2 separate regions of the Homo sapiens genome follow, and region 1 is linked to region 2. The links are chromatin loops, found by intact Hi-C in ENCODE. Cell type or tissue: HCT116. All regions are shown on one strand. Each heading gives the region's core, and the rest is flanking DNA. Links, peaks and the distances in the headings are about the cores only.

Region 1 (2,926 bases), core at 140-2,639, 110 kb before region 2:
GAATGCATTAGACTCTGAAATAAATGTTATATGAAAGCAAAGAGATTTTGGCTGTCTCTTTCAGAGCTGCATCCATAGTAATGAGCATCATGTGTAGCACATAATAGGCACTCAGCAGATATTTAAGGATGTGTACAAGAAACCATTTATGTACTTGTTGTGAGAACATCTTTGAGTCAAGCAAAGAAAGAAAGCCCTTTGCTCTAAAAATTGCCCAAATGCACTTTCTCATTTAATTATTGCATGAAATGCATCTTCATATGAAAAATATTTATACCTAAATTTAACTGAATGAGAGGAGATTTCTTCTCTGTGGAAACATGAAGTTTTAAAATGTAGCTCTCAACTTCTCCTTGGAAGTTAAGAACCTGAACTGGACATGATGTTTAAGATATACAAACTCAAAGGCAGCAGTATCTTGGCTTTGAAAAAATATCACGAGCTTTAGATCCAGGCTACTGTGAATCAGAACTCTCACTAGCTGATTCATTCATTCCCTTCTGGTGCCTAAAATTGAACTGGACACATTCGGTGTCCTCAAAATGCTCACATTTCTTCTCTATGGTCTTAGACAATTTACTTAACCCAGTGACTGTCAACCTTACTTGAACACCACATAACATCCCATAAAAAGAAGTAAAACAAATGACCAGTGCTTAGACTCAATGCTACACCAAATAAATTAGCATTTCTGACTATGGGGCCTAAGTGACTATAGTTTTACAAAACGCCCAGGTGATTCTAATATAAAACCAGAGTTAAGAGCCACTAAAAAGCCTCTTATATCCTCAGTTTCTTCATTTCTCTAATGGGAAAAATAATACCTATAGTGCAAGATTACTGTAAAAAATTAAGGAAAATATCTGTAAACTGGTACAAGATACATGGTTATTTCAGAGACTAATGTAAACTGGTCCATTCATCCATTCTCTGGTGATAACTTAAAGATTAATTTTCAATAAGTATAAATTAGCACCTACAAATTCACTGCAAATGAAAGAGCAAAAATGACCCCAAAGAAGATAGAAATGGTTTTTAACTTCAAAGTGAAGGGAAGAGGAAAGATTCAGTAAGAGGACACAAGAGCAGGGGGAAAAGCAGAAGTTAAACTATCAGGTTAAAAACGGAGGTTAAAGCTGTCCCATCCAGCTCCAGGGGTGGGCCCAGAGAAACCTACAGACAAACGTCCACATCCTCCTTCATCCACCTTATGGGGCAGAACTTTGGGGACTTTGAGAACTCAAACTCCCAAGGACCTTCTACCCAGGTTGCCAATTTTAAAAAATCTGTTTGAAGAATAAGTTTTAGAGAAATGGGGAATTTAAAATGAGATAGAATGGGAATAAGATATTTGAAAGAATTTTAAAAAAAGGATAATTTTATATAAAGCAAGACAGTGAGCAAGGTAAAAAAAGGACAACCTTACCAAAAATAATAACTAAATGTATAAATAAAAGTCAAGTTACATTATGTTAGGTTGAGCTGGTAATAAGATAATGTTTATTTATAAAGGTTATTTACAAAGATAGCATTACATTAGAAAATGTATTCCAATCACAGGTCAAAGTTAAGAACAAAGAGAATGAAGATAAACATAAAAGTCAGATCTGGGAACCTAAACAAATATTTGTAAAGACTATTTCGGTACAGAAATTTTTCTGTTGCCCAGGGCATAGTAGAGACAAATTGCAAATAGGAAAAAATGACAACCTCCAAACATCTGACATGATCGACTGAACCGTGAGTATTGAAAACGATGGCTTTATTATTATTGTGGTACAGCATAACAGCTGCATGTGAATTCTTGGAATTTTTACTCATAGAAAAAATAACTATTGCAAGGTTATTTTATTTTTAGAAAGATTTCCACAATGATTATTTTCTGTGGAAATTTAAGGATTTTTAATCAAATGAAAGCAGCCTGAATGTAGATGCGGCAGAGATGATTCCAGAGTTAGGAACCCTGGTGCAGCTTCACCTCCACCTCAACCCCACAGTGTGACCCAGGCAGCTCACCTCACCTTTCTGGTTTTAGTCTGTTCGTCTATAAAGATAGTAATTCTACTGCTACATAAGAAGACTAATTGTTTCCCAGTTTTAAAAAAAAAAAGGCCTTTGGTTTCAGATATCATTCCTAAGGAAATACCAAACCACACATAAATCTTTCATTCTAGGCTTTATTTCCTTTAAACAACATTAGGCCCATAAATAGCTATACTTTCTGAAAAACAAAAATGCCTCCCCTCCATTAGAAAAAAAAAAACTTAAGTAAAGAAAATGTTTATCAAGAAAGTTTCCATTTAGCCCTCTTCAACTTCCAAAATTTACAACTGGATGGTATAAGGAGGGCCATTTGTTTAATAACTGTTGTTTTTTAATCCTATTTATTTTCCGTTTAAAAATTTAGAAATCTATGAAATATTAAAAATTCTTTTTATAACTACTCTGCCAAAGTATACATTGTCTTTCTCCATAAGGAAATTGTAGAAGCATTTTTGGTTGAATTTTAACCAGAAATCACAGCAAGTGTCTTAAACATATATTTTCCAGGTATTACATGTAACATACTTAGATGAAAAGATAAATATTATCAGAAAACGTATCTTTCCATTGTGTTTGCATTGTGGCTATACCCTGTACCTCACTACTCTTCCCTATAAATCACATTCTCTGTTTCACTTAACTCGACTGCAATCACTTTGTATTCTGAAGTAAAATGTTTAAAATTTGAATATTTCAGAGACTAGGATGAAATTAGACTAGAATGGAGATTACGATATAGGTGGTGTGCAGATCTAAATAATTATGTTTTATTGTAATCTCTTAGGCTATATAAGATTCAAAATTAAAAGATACCCACATGAACTCTAGCTGAGTGTCCTCGATTTTTTATTTACACATTTGATTCTCAGGCCAAGTTACTATC
Region 2 (2,926 bases), core at 210-2,709:
TAAAATTACTTATGCTCTAAGCTCACCTAGTTCAAAGCATTTCATAAATACCTGTCACATTTTTCTGGCATATCTCATTCCTTGGATAATAAAAAAAGAAACAAAAGGATAAACCTTGTAGAACATCAGAGGCTGAGGGCAGAACAAGACCAACAAGATGTAAGTTCTGCCTGCTCCGCTCCAGATACAATTTCATGTTTATTCCGTATCACAGGGAAGAAAGGCAAACAATTGAAAATTAAAATAACACTATCATTAAGTAAACTGTTCTAGGACTCTGGCCCAGTGTGTTCCTTCAGAATTAATTTATTCCACTGCCTTGAGCCACCCCCATCATCCTATTCTAAGTGACTACAGGGAGAAGGCACAGGCCCCAGACCCAGGGAGCAAGGCTACTGTGCTGCAGCCACCTCGGTCACCCACAAGAAGACACCTGAGGCTCTGACACCTCTCCTCTGGCCACATCCAAGGCCCTCCTCACCATCCCCACCCCAGTTAGGGTTGCCAGATAAAATACAGGATGCCCAGTTAGATCTGAATTTCAGATAATTAACAATCTTTTAGTATAAGTATGTCTCAAATATTGCATGGGACATATGTATAGCAAAAAAAAAGTAGTTATTTATATGAAATTCACATTTAACTGGGTGTCTTGTATTTTTATTTGCTACATCTGGCAACTCTACCCCCTAATTCTTTCAATACTCCTCCAAACTATTCTATAATACAAGGAGAAAAATTAATTCTGGCACAAAAACAACTGGGAGGTGAGGAAGAATCAACAAGCTAATTTCAAAAGAAGTTTGGCCGGGCATGGTGGCTCACGCCTATAATGCCAACATTTTAGAAGGCCAAGGCAGGAGGATTGCTTGAGGCCAGGAGTTCAAGACCAGCCTGGGCAACATAGTGAGACCCCATCTCTACAAAAAAATTAAAAATTAGCCAGCTATGGTGGCACGAGCCTATAGTCTCAGCTACTCAGGAGGCTGAGGTGGGAGGATCGCTTGAGCCCAGGAGATTGAGGCTGCAGTAAGCCAAGATCAGTCCCCTGCACTCCAAAGCGAGACCCTCATCTCATAGTACTCTGAATAGTAAAGTATCCAATTAGAAAAGTGAAGGTAAATTTAAAATTGTTTTTAAACAGCATGTTTAAAACTACCAATGCTTAAAATGGTTTCTAATACTATTGACTCGGTTACCTAGGGTAGCAGGAGTCTTGAAATTTATTGGTGCATTCAGTGTTAGCTCCCCCTGTTGTCCACTTAATTACTGGCTTTAGTGACACATAGGAATCCTCCCTAGATTCTTTTCTGTTGTACACAGAACACCTCAGCGACACTAGCTTTGCAAACAACCCATTTGGGTTATGTAAGGAGGGCGGCTGACAGAAAGAGAATGGGGCTGACAGAAAGAGAATGGGGCTGACAGAGATTTCAGGGAAGACTTGAGTCAGGGTCAGGAGGAGGAAACTGGATGGCTTCCCAGCACCTCAGATCCACAGTGTGGCTCTGCTCTCCCCAGGGATCAGACACACCCATGCTCAGAAAACAGGGCCACACCAAGAAGAAATAAATTAGAGGCTCTCCGTGTCTCTGCTCCGTGCATAAAATGAAGAAGAATTAGCTTTCTCCTCCCTAGATCATAGAAAGCACAAGAGGCACAAAATTATTTACAGGATGAAGTCACAGGATACAGATATCTTATTATAAAGATACAGCCATTTATCTGACAAGAAATGAGTTATTTAATTATTTACATGTATGTATGTATGTATGTATGTATGCATGCATGTATGTATGCATGTATGTATTTGTTGACCGGGTCTTGCTCTGTTGCCCAGGCTGGAGCACAGTGGCACAATCATGGTTCACTGCAGCACTGACCTCCGGGGCTCAATCCATCCTCCCACCTCAGCCTCTTCAGTAGCTGGGGCTACAGGCACCACCGCAGTCAGCTAATTTGTGTATTTTTTATAGAGATGGAGTTTTACCATGTTGCCCAATCTAGTCTCAAAGTCCTGGGCTCAAGTGTTCCACCCAACTCGGCCTCCCAAAGTGTAGGGATTACAGACATGAGCCTGTACCCAGCCTCCATTTTATTTTAAATCATCAATGCCCTTCAATTAGGAAATAATAATAATGTTGAGCACTTTCTGGGTACTAGCCATTGTGCTAAGAGCTTTGCATAAATTTATCTCAGTCAAGCCTCACCACGTCCCTATGAGTTTTTTTAAATCCCCAATTTAATTTCATAGTTAGGCTAAATCTGCAAGAAGTTAAATAGCTTTTTCTAGACTACAGACACAGTAAACAGCAGGGGGCTGATTTAGATCCACTGCAGACTGACCCAAAAGCCATGTTCTTCACCCTGAATGGATTACCTGTCCCCAATTAAGCACGTGTTCTGGGTGGTAATCATGACACAGGAAGCAGAGGCATAAACTATTCCAGGAAACTCACTTAAATTTCTCTGGTCTTCAGTTACACAACGAAGCTACATCATCTTCAAAGATCCTTCTAATGTCCAAAAATTCAAGCTTTATTCTAGCGGAACCAAAAATTCCTCAGGGTCAGCTATACATAGTTGCATTAATCTACTTGACACCTTTGAGGCTTAGAGAAGTTAAGTGGTTTCCTCAAGGTTACCAAGCTAGAATGGAAAGAGATGAGATTCAAATTCTGATCTTTCAAATCCATGTCCTGGAAGTCACCTTTAAACCATAGCTGGATCTATGATCTTTAATTTATATGACAACGTTGCAAGTCAGTAGACATAAAAACATTCAGGTTACAAATCCAACTACTGAACACAGGCTATTAATTCTTAGGTTTATTAAACAAGCTCTTTTCTCCTAATAAAGAGAAAGCAGCTACAAAGTCCAACTCAGTCACTGGATATCAAGAGTTAGGCAGCGGCGTGGGTACTA

The links. A loop is a pair of places that touch in the nucleus more often than their neighbours do. Peaks named below come from ENCODE experiments on the same cell type or tissue, not always from the same donor. Only the 100,000 strongest peaks of a DNase experiment are listed, where the experiment ranks them.
Region 1: it touches region 2 in a loop (2.7-fold over the local background); 6 of 110 quality-filtered maps call a loop at or near these places.

What each region holds. Positions count from the first base shown.
Region 1 is chr13:46,716,240-46,719,165 of GRCh38, reverse strand. All of the region lies in intron 16 of LRCH1 (leucine rich repeats and calponin homology domain containing 1), which reads right to left. Among named protein-coding and RNA genes, the nearest start is that of ESD, 79 kb to the left of the region's middle. In HCT116, for the core only: no CTCF peak of the experiment used is centred there; no DNase peak of the experiment used is centred there.
Region 2 is chr13:46,601,836-46,604,761 of GRCh38, reverse strand. The region is part of intron 1 of LRCH1 (leucine rich repeats and calponin homology domain containing 1); the gene reads right to left. Among named protein-coding and RNA genes, the nearest start is that of LRCH1, 50 kb to the right of the region's middle. In HCT116, for the core only: a CTCF peak has its summit at 1,249 (motif pointing left); no DNase peak of the experiment used is centred there; H3K4me3 peaks cover 532 bases; H3K27ac peaks cover 409 bases.